Linked DNA regions of Homo sapiens: region 1 is linked to region 2. Evidence: chromatin loops called from intact Hi-C (ENCODE). Cell type or tissue: heart left ventricle. All regions are shown on one strand. Links, peaks and the distances in the headings refer to the core of each region. The heading gives the core; the rest is flanking DNA. Region 1 overlaps ZFYVE28 (zinc finger FYVE-type containing 28). Region 2 overlaps POLN (DNA polymerase nu).

Region 1 (5,369 bases), core at 270-5,269, 130 kb after region 2:
CAGAACTCAGGGAAACACTTCGTTTATGGTTCTGGCTTATTTTTAAAAATTGACATGTAATAGCAATACCACTTATAATGTCATAAAAAGACATGAAATACAATTATCCCTCAGTACACGCAGGGGACAGGTTCCAGGACCCCCAGCGTATATCATATCTGCACATACTCAAGTCCCACGGCTGGACCAGCGGAACTTGCACAGCCCTCCATATATGTGGGTTTTGTGTCCTGAGAATACTGTATTTTAGATCCAAGTTAGGTTGAAACAATGCATGTATAAATGGACCTGTGCAGTTCAAACCATGTTGTTCAATGTCCAGCTGTGCTGGGCGTAAGGTGGGCCCTGTGAGATGCCCTCAGGGAGCTGGGAGGAACACCGGGGAGCACACCTGGATCTGCGGGGAGGAGAAGCTGAGAGCCTCCCCTGGGGGTGCTCAGCACAGACATGGAGCAGGATGAGGCCGCCATGTCGGGGGGTGGACAGGAAGAGGCCAAGGACTGGGCGTGGGACCCACATGGAGGAGGCTGGGGGAGGAAGGGGAGATAGGAGGAGGGAGGAAGAGGGGGAGGCGTGGAAGAGGGAAGAAGGGTCACAAAGGAGCCAGTGGGATACGAGATGAGCCAGAGGCAGGGCCCTGGAGCGGAGTGGACAGAAGTGAGCCCGAATCAGATGATGCTGAGGGACCTGGACAGTGTCCACACCCTCTCAGTTCCTTCAAAGACCCCAGCAGCAAGGAGAAGAACCTGAGTGTTTAAGGCCTTCACTATGCTGGGAGCATCCCCCTCCAGATCCTTCTCACAGGGCAGTTCTCACGGTGATACATCCCAATTAAAGCCTGTGGCAGCGGGAAGCCTGAGAAGGGGCCACCTAGCTTGGCAGCCCCCACCTCTCAAACTCACTTAAAACCAGGCTTTATCATCAACTCTGTCAGTCAACAAAAAAGCACACAGGTCACAGAGCATGTAAAGGGAACAGAGCCCCTCCCCAAAGGTTGCCATGAGGAATAGCATCTGATCCCCCTTCCTCATCGGTGGGGCCACGGGGCAGGTCTAGCACCTCTCCTCCGTGGCACTTTCCTCCTCCAGGCTCCAGGGCCCCCAGCACCTGTCCCCTGGGCAGAAGGTCTTTCTAACCTGAGCTCCTGGGGGCAGGGACTCTCCCCACCCACAGAGGCTGTCCCTGGAGGGGCCAGAACATCTGTGGGAACATCTGAACACATGGAAGGTGGAGGCTGCCACTGAACAGCCCAAAAAAGAGCCCAGAGCCTGATCCGGCCAGAAAAGTTGTCCTGGCCACACACAGGGCCCTAATGCTGCTGAGTTCCCACCGCAGCAGGGCCAGGCCCAGAGCCAGGGCTGGGGTGCAGCCAGCTTGGCCACTTTGCAGGAGCCCCACAGGGTGGGACCCTCAGGACCACGGTGACACAGTGATAGACTCCCCCCTGTTGGAGGAGCATGTGTCAGGCCCCACCTCCCATGGCCGCAAGGATTCAGCAAGACCCTGTGGGAAGAGTACACCAAGAACATTCCGGAACTTTGTGAAAACCCCTCGTCATCACTTGATAAAACTTTGCAGCATGCCGTTTGCCGTTGTGTTGGAAATGCCTCTGAGTGCTTGGTGTACTGGGAAGAAAACCTCGGCCAGGGTATTTTTAGCGGCAGCTTCCAGGGCCATCTGTCAATTATGCAGCAGATGCTGGCAGCACCATTAGTCAGTGGCAGAGTGTGACCACTGCATGGTACCCAAGCTCTGCACCAGCACCTGGGCAGGCCCACCCCTCCCACACTGGCTGCCCCTTGGCTCAGAAGCCTGCTCACTCCGCACCCCCTGCCCCCGCTCTCCCAGCCTCTGCTCCCCCAAGTGTCCCGTGCGGTTTCTCACTTCCAGCCCGGCTACCCACCCCACGCATCCTGCCCGGGATGGTCCCTCTTCCTGGGCCTGGCTTCTCTAGCACCCGACCCTGACAACGCCACCACAGGGGGCCAGCAGGTGACAAAGCCTTGGTCTACTGAGGACAGGCCACTCTGTCCAATGCCCAGCGGGGCCAGCCAGCTTCTGCTGCCCCGTGGCTCACCTGACAGGAGCGGAACTGGCTGACCAGCAGCGTGCACCGCTGGGGGTCCTTCCGCCCATCCAGGCTGTCCAGCTCCGCGGCCACCTGGTTCAGCTCCTCGTCGGCATAGTAGAACCGGGCAAGCAGCTGCGGATCCGACCTCTGCAGGAGAGAGGGGCCAGGGCCATGAGTGGGTGGGGAACTGGAGGGGATGCCTCGGTTGGTTGCCTTGTCCCCAGGCCATGTGTGGGCTCAGCCTGGGACCTTCCACCCTGAGCAGCAGCCGGCTCTTTTATCAGCTTTCCACACCAGGATCTAGAGGGAAACAACTAAAGCTGAGGCTCAGGCTGCCAGCTCAACCCCTGATTCAAGGGTCCCCAGGGCCCCTGCATTTCACCCCAGGACTGTGGGGAATCCAGATCCTTTGCTGCACCCCAGACACAAGGTCCTCACGCTCCCTCTGGTGGAGAGCCCACAGAAAAGGGGCTCTGGGAAGAGTGGGGTCCCCGGCGCTCCAGGCGACAAAAGCAGCTCTCAGGAAATTTTTTTTTTTTTTTTTTTTTTGAGATGGAGTTTCACTCTTGTTGCACAGGCTGGAGTGCAATGGCACGATCCCAACTCACTGCAACCTCCGCCTCCTGGGTTCAAGCGATTCTACTGTCTCAGCCTCCCCAGTAACTGGGATTATAGGTGCCCGCTGTCATGCCTGGATAATTTTTGTATTTTTAGTAGAGACGGGGTTTCGCCATATTGGCCAGGCTAGTCTCGAACTCCTGACCTCAGGTGATCCACGCGCCTCAGCCTCCCAAAGTGCTGGGATTACAAACATGAGCCACTGTGCCCGGCCAGGAAATATTTTTTTATTCACAAAACCAAAATATGAAGTGGCCCAGAATAACAATAAAATTTACTACACTTAAGTGAAGAATGATTGACAGTGCATCATAAACCATTTCCCATGATTCAGAAACAATTTGCCACACACCCCCCACTTCTCTAGGAACTTCACAGCATCTCAGTTTCCACACCAGTGCACTGTGGCAGGAAACTCTACGCTCAGAGGTTCCCCTCCCACCAAACACGCAGGGGCTCAGAAGCTGGTCTTCAACTGCAACCACCACACGCCCCAACCCCGCCTGGCCTCCTTGGTGCTCTACGCACACAGCACGGCCACCGTCCCTTGGCACGTGAGGTTCCCACTGCCCCAGGATGCAAACAGCTTGTTCCCCTGGATCAGAGTTTCGAGGATTCAAAGAAGCCCCTTACAAAAGTGATGAAGTCCTTGAAAATATATATATATATATATATATATATATATATATATATATATATATATATATATATATATATATATATATATAATGATTCTTCTTTTTTTTTTTTTTTTTGAGACAGAGTCTCACTCTGTCGCCCAGGCTGGAGTGCAGTGGCGTGATCTTAGTTGACTGCAACCTCTGCCTCCTGGGTTCAAGCGATTCTCCTGCCTCAGCCTCCCGAATAGCTGGGATTATAGGCATCCATCACCACGCCCGGCCAATTTTTGTATTTTCTGTAGAGATGGGGTTTTACTATGTTGGCCAGGCTGCTCTCAAACTCCTGACCTCGTGATCCACCCGCCTCAGCCTTCCAAAGTGCTGGGATTACAGGCCTGAGCCACTGTGCCCAGCCTATATACGTATTTTTTGAGACAGGGTCTCACTCTGTTGCCCAGGCTGGAGTACAGTGGCATGAGCATGGCTCACTGCAACCTCCGCCTCCTGGGCTCAAGAGATCCTCCTGCCTCAGCCTCCCAAGTAGCTGAGACTATAGGCACACATCACTATATTCAGCTAATTTTAAATTTTTTCTAGAGATGGGGTCTCCCTGTGTTGCCCAGCCTGGTCTTGAACTCCTGGCCTGAAGCCATCCTCCCACCTTGGCCTCCCAAAGTTGCGGAGATTATAGAAGTGAGTCACTGTGCCTGGCCTGAACCTATTTTTATAAAAAGGACTCTTTATAATCACAGAGAGAAAGACAGAGGAGAGGAGAATATACCAAATCGCGCACAGTTCGAATGCGCTGGCCGTGTTCCCCACAGACTCCCATCTCCGTCGGGGCCGTTTCCTCCGTGTGCTCTGGCCTGCCACCCCTCCCCTCTGTGTGGCCTTGGCCAGGGTCACTTTGTCCTGACTCTTTCCTGGCCCTCCAGTCCTCACTCTCTGGATCAGCTCAAGACACTGGCCCAGACCCCTGGGGTGGGGAGAGCAAACCCCAGTGAGGCTGAGCAGACCCACACGAGGCCATCCACTGCCCCCCTGCCTGGGCTCCAGCGACGGCTGCATGCACCTGAGACCTGGGCAGCCAATGGGAAGCCTTCCCTGGGACTGTTCACAGGAGGCTGACGGAGCCTCTGCACCCACTCGCTCTCCGGCAGATGCTGCCTGAGCAACCACTCTGCTAGGAGCCGATCTGGACCTGGGACACAGCCCAGAGCAAGACAGACCCAGACCCCGCCCCCCCGGCAGTTGGTGTGCCCGCCCCCTCCCCGGCCGTTGATGTGCCTGCCCCCCCGGCCGTTGGTGTGCTCACAGATGCCAGAGACACAGAGATGGACGGTGGGCACTGGCTGCCATCTGCTCCCACCCTCTCAGCACCACTGCTGTGTCCCTGCACTTTGTGCCTTTCTGGAAGTAAACACATTCCCTCCATGGGCCCAGGCAACCCCGGAGAGCCACAAGGTCGCAGTCGCCCAGCGACCCCTCCGTGATGAAATGGGAAGAAGAGTGGGGTTGGGAGGCAGGAGACACTCTTAACCTTGTTCCTGCTCTACTGCGTGGAAGGAGAGGAGGGGAGGCGGGGAAAGTGAGGCCCAAAAGGCCCCTCCTGGCCCTTCCCCAAGGCCCGAGCCCCAGGGAGTGCTGCACTTTCGAAGCCTTGTAGCTGTCAACTTACAGATGAGCAACTGGGCCCTTGACCTTTGCTTCAGATGCAAAGGTCATTTTTTTTGAGACGGAGTCTCACTCTGCTGTCCAGGCTGGAGTACACTCTGCTGCCCAGGCTGGTGTGATCTCAGCTCACTGCAACCTCCACCTCCCAGGCTCAAGCAATCATCCCATCTCAGCCTCCCAAGTAGCTGGGATTACAGGTGTAATCCCACCACCACATCCAGCTAATTTTTGTATTTTTAGTAGAGACAGGGTTTCACTGTGTTGCCTGGGCTGGTCTCGAGCTCCTGACCTCAAATGATCCATCCGCCTCGGCCTCCCAAAGTGCTGGGATTACAGGCGTGAGCCACCGCACCCAGCGCAGTCCCCAGAATTCTGACCTTGCTTAT
Region 2 (5,369 bases), core at 194-5,193:
TTGAGGCCAGCCTGAGCAACACAGTAAGACCCAGTCTCTTGGGGAAAAATAAAAAATAAAAAAAGGTGGCCAGGCGTGGTGGCTCATGCCTGTAATCCCAGCACTTTGGGAGGCCAAGGCAGGCGGATCATCTAAGGTCGGGAGTTCGAGACCACCCTGACCAACATGGAGAAAGCCCGTCTCTACTAAAAATACAAAAAAAAAAAAAAAAAATTAGCCAGGCATGGTGGCGCATCCCTGTGATCCCAGCTACTTGGGAGGCTGAGGCAGGAGAATCGCTTGAACCTGGAAGGCGGAGGTTGTGGTGAGCTGAGATTGTGCCATTGCACTCCAGCCTGGGCAACAAGGGTGAAACTGCCTTAAAAAAAAAAAGGCACTAATTTGTCCTTTACTTGCAAGGGGATATCCTACCTATCCTCAGACCACTGAACTTCCAAAAACTTCATGGTTGTGGTGGGCCCCAGAATATCTGTGTGCTTATCTCCCATGTTTTGGACAGCAAGACAGCTAACAAACTTGCCATTTCTTGCTTATGCTGATTGGCATGATGTCATCAAAACAGTGGGTGGCGGGATAACATAGCACTGGGGCAAGGTGCAAATTTATATTGTCCATTCAGAGTGAATATTTCTGCAGGGATGGAAAAGAATGTGTTCACCAAATCAATAATTGCATTTCATATACCTGAGGCCTTGTTAATTGCATATGCCACATCCAGCCCACCAGCTGTCATTAGGGCTATAACTTGGTCACAACTATTTGTGGTGTCAATTGTTATTCTCCAGGATCTGACTTCTGTGAGCACCTACCTGGTGAATTAAATGAACATATGACAGGGACCACCCTGTGCCCTGAATCCTGTAGGGGTTTAAGGATGGCACTAACTTCTGCCATTTCTCCTAGGTTGCCATATTGCTATACTAATTCACTATCTTTGCTGGGAAGGCAGTTTCAGCGTCATCCACTTGAGCTTACTCACTAGGAGAGCTCTCATCCTCAGGCCAAGGAGCCAGTACCTGAGGGTTCTTCCAACAGTCTGTTCATTCCAAATAACATGTGGGGACTTGGAAAATGGCTTCGGAGTGAGCCCTCCCATTATAGTGTAATCTGGGCCAAGGTTCCATTTATTGCTTGAGTCCTTGCGCCTCTGACGGAGAAACCATGATGATACTTTAGGTCTCCAGGTATCAATATCATATGAATGTTTCAGTATCCCTTTCCCCCTTGTATAAGTTCCCAGAGTAAATGGCCACAGGTTTCCCTGGCGGAAAGACAGGAAAAATAACTGCCATATACACTCACTATGGTGTTGCATAATCCTTCCTCCTGGGGACCTGGCCTCTCCTTCAGTCAGTTGGTTCCAGGTCTGAAGTCACTTTACGAGAACTGTATCTACCCTGCTTCTGACAGGCAGCACCACCTGGCCTCTATGTCAGGATCCTATCTCCCTGACTGTTATCAGGAGGCATCTCCTATTATCAGCCCTGGTCTATAGCAGACACCACTGAGATTCTCAGTGAAGCCGATGCTCCCCACTCCCTCATCAGCTTTCATTATTGCTTCGGTAAATAGAGCATCCAGAGCGCCCTTCTGCAGAACAATGTTACCTGCTGAGTTTCCCAGCCCTCCACAATATGGCCATTCTAGCATGTCCACCTCTCCTGGCTTTTCATGCCTTCTTTTACCATCTGCCCTGGCAGTTCTAATCTTTCTCCTTCACTTAGTATGAACCCTCTCCTACAAGGAACTAAAAGCCATCCTAGCAGTATGTTGGCACCACCTCTTGGAATCTTCATCGGGTTGTCAAATCCAGTGTCTCTGAAGTGATCCCGCATAAATAAACTCTCCCTTATCCAACCTTAGTTCCACCTGCCTTGATCCAGCACCCTCAGACCCAGCCCACCATAGGTACTCTCCCAGGCCTGCTTGTATATGGCCAGTTAGGTCCTGCAGTTCCTTTGGAGTAGAATCTCTTTCGTCCCTGTGCCAGTTATCAACATACTGTCTCCCAGCTACAAATTCGCCTCTCAGCTACAAATTCACCCCTCGTTGCACCCCACGCCCTACAGAAAATACACCTCCTTTGCCACCTGGCACGATGTTAAGCTCCGTCAGCAGAGGGTGCTAGAGGGACGCTGTCAGAGATGAGGCCTCTGCTGTGCTTTGCTTTGCTTTCCTTTCTTCTTGCTCCTGCAGCTCTTAACCAGTGTACTAGACACCCATGAGCAGCCCCACTGGCCACTTCCCAGCTACTTCTGCAGACATTCTAGCCAGCCCTCCAGCAAGTTTCAGTCAATCCCCGTGGGCAGCTTCCTACTGAGTTTCACAAGCACCCCTACCAACTTCTCAGTGAGTTTAGTGATACCCCATAGGTGGGTTCCCACTTGCCAGACTGACTGGCACTTCAGCCAACTTCTTGGCCACCCAGTGGGCTACATCCACAACCTCTGACAGTCTGAATCTCGGCCTTGAGGGGAGAGACCCTGCTAAATTTGTCCCTTCCTTCGGCACCCCACTTCAGCCCTAGCAGGGGAGGCTGCTCCCTGTCTGCTCTTGCTGGATTCTTTAGAGTTTTCTCTAAAGCTATTCCTGGTAGCTACTCCTGCTAGTTAGTAATGCCTTAAACATTCCCTGTTCAAATTACTCTACGGTTTCTGTCCCTTGACTGGACTGTAACAGGCCCAGTACTTTTCGACAGGGTTATTTTGTGACTTAATGACCAGGAGAGGAGGAGGGGGCCGCAAAAAAGAAAAAGCCTGAACAAAACATTTATGAATCTTTTCACAATTTCTTATGAAATGACATACGTATGCATGTGTATAACTATACAAAAAGATCTGGGGAATTATGAACTTTGTTTGTTTTTTCTGTTTCTCCCTCCCCATCCCAAAAACTTCTCCTGAAGTATTATTACATAATGACGGAGCATGTCTTATTTTTCAAGACAGAAGCTCTCCATTGTTCTCCAGCAAAGGTGGGGGGAAGCGCTCAGGGTGGGGCCATTTCTGCAGGTCTCAGAGGTATCTGATACTCAAGATTTATTTTTTAAATAAAATTTATTATTATTATTTTTGAAACAGGGTCTCACTCTGTTACCCAGGCTGGAGTGCAGTGGCACAATCTCAGCTCCCTGCAACCTCCACCTCCCAAGCTCAAGCAACAGTCCCCCTTCCTCAGCCATCCAAATAGCTGGGATTCCGTGCCATCATGCCCCACTAATTTTTTGCAGAGATAACTGTGAAAGGAAAATAAAATCTTGGGAATCCCAAGTCACTAAGCTAAAGGGAAAAGTCAAGGTGGGAACTGCTTAGGGCAAACCTGCCTCCCATTCTATTCAAAGTCAAATTCTATGCCTCTGAGGTTCACCTGAGACAAATGGGGATCTGATTGCTTCCCCTCCCCACTGTTTATGTAAAAATACAGATTCACTAAATTGTGTATTCAGTGGAAGGCTGATCAAGGACTCAAAAGAATGCAACCTTTTGTCTCTTACCTACTTTTTGTTTGTTTTTGAAACAGAGTCTCATCCTATCCTTCAGGCTGGAGTGCAGTGGTGTGATCTTGGCTCACTGCAACCTCCACTTCCTGGTTCAAGGGATTCTCCTGCCTCATCCTCCCGAGCAGCTGGGATTACAGGCACCTGCCACCATGCTCGGCTAATATTCGATTTTTAGTAGAGACAGGGTTCCACCACGTTGGCCAGTCTGGTCTTGAACTCCTGACCTCAAGGGATCCACCCGCCTCAGCCTCCCAAAATACTGGGATTACAGGGGTGAGCTATCGCACCTGGCCCCTCTTATCTAATTCTAACCTGGAAGCCCCCTCTTCGAGTTGTCCCGCCTTACCAGACCGAACCAATTACATCTTACACATATTGAGGTTTCATGTCTTCCTAAAATGTTTAAAAGCAAACTACCCCCAGCCACCTTGGGCACGTCTCAGGACTTCCTAAGGCTGTGTCATAGGCATGTCCTTAACCTAGGCAAAATAAACTTTCTAAATTGAGACCTGCCTGTTATTTTGCATTCACATGGGTTTCGCCATGTTGCCCAAACTGGTCCGATACTCAAGATTTTTTTTTTCTTGGCTCCCTGTGGTATTTCAATCAAGATTTAAATATACCAATCCAAAGGTTCCCATCCTGTATCTCAGGGTCTGGTCCCTCTTTCCTCAGATCAAGACCTTAATCTTGGCCAGGTGGAGGTGGCTCATGCCTGTAATCCCAGCACTTTGGTAGGCTCAAGATGCCCAGGAATTCGAGACCAGACTGGGCAGCATGGTGAAACCCCATGTGTACTTAAAAAACAAACAAACAAAAAAAAAACTAGCCGGGCATGCACACCTGTAGTCTCAGCTACTCAGAAGAATCACCTGAGGTCCGGAGGCGGAGGTTAAAGTGAGCCTGATCAGACCTCCAGCCTAGGTATCACCAAAAAACAAAAAACAAAACAAAACAAAAACCCCTAGCACACCACCAGGGCTGAAAATTCAAGTTTCTCTGGAGCAATCAGGACTAAGTCTTGGGTCTACGGCTACAGGCTGTCACTTTATAGGCTGCCCAGGAAGCCCTCTGGCTTTCACGTTTAGCCTTTAATTGCTTATCACCCACGGCCTTTTTTTTTTTTTTTTTATTTTTCCACAGGATCTATTATTCCCAGCCACAGCCATCCAATTCCATTGTCTTCAACTGCCTTGTACTTCTCAGATGTGCAGTATTGTCCCAGCTGGTGCAGCTGCTCCCACTAGTAAGCCAGACAAACCCACCTTGAGCCAAAATTTTAACTCCACTGCTACCATCTGTATTGCACCCACAACTTGTGATGAGGTCATCAGTGCCAGCTTACCTGCGGGAGACCAAACTCCAAAATCACATGTCTACTTTCTCAGACCACTCCTGCCACCAACTGTAGCAGATCAGGTTCCCTGAGACTGAGATTTGTCAGCAGAAAGTTTACTGGGGAGTGGCCTTGGAGATCAGAAGAATGGAGCCTGGGGAAGCTGAAATGTGATACATTGCAAGAAATGCCTCAGCCAATGCCACCTGACGAGGGGGGTTGGGTTGGCACAGATATATACAAGCCATAATTACAGTCATGCAGGGATATGTTCTGAGAAATGCATCATTAGGTGATTTCATTGTTATGAAAACATCATAGATCAAGGGTCCCCAACCCCTGAAGTGAGGACCAGTACCTGTCTGTAGTCTGCTAGGAACAAGGCCACACAGCAGGAGGAGAGCAGCAGGTGAGTGAGCATTCCCACCTGAGTTCCGCCTCCTGTCAGATAGGCAGCAGCATTAGATTCTCATAGGAGCAAGAACTGTACTGTGAACTGCACATGCAAGGGATAATAGGTTGCGAGCTCCTTAT

The links. Peaks named below come from ENCODE experiments on the same cell type or tissue, not always from the same donor. Only the 100,000 strongest peaks of a DNase experiment are listed, where the experiment ranks them.
Region 1: a loop joins it to region 2, with 3 times the contacts of the local background. A loop is called at or near these places in 19 of 110 quality-filtered maps.

The regions. Positions count from the first base shown.
Region 1 is chr4:2,351,856-2,357,224 of GRCh38, forward strand. It overlaps ZFYVE28 (zinc finger FYVE-type containing 28), which reads right to left. Exons shown (of 13, transcript NM_020972.3): 2 at 2,078-2,218. Among named protein-coding and RNA genes, the nearest start is that of ZFYVE28, 64 kb to the right of the region's middle. In heart left ventricle, for the core only: CTCF peaks have their summits at 1,732 and 2,528 (motif pointing left); DNase peaks (open chromatin) are centred at 1,756 and 1,936; H3K27ac peaks cover 532 bases.
Region 2 is chr4:2,218,083-2,223,451 of GRCh38, forward strand. The region is part of intron 3 of POLN (DNA polymerase nu); the gene reads right to left. Among named protein-coding and RNA genes, the nearest start is that of HAUS3, 21 kb to the right of the region's middle. RefSeq lists a silencer at 2,048-2,137 and an enhancer at 3,079-4,003. In heart left ventricle, for the core only: CTCF peaks have their summits at 2,112 (motif pointing right) and 2,311; a DNase peak (open chromatin) is centred at 2,119.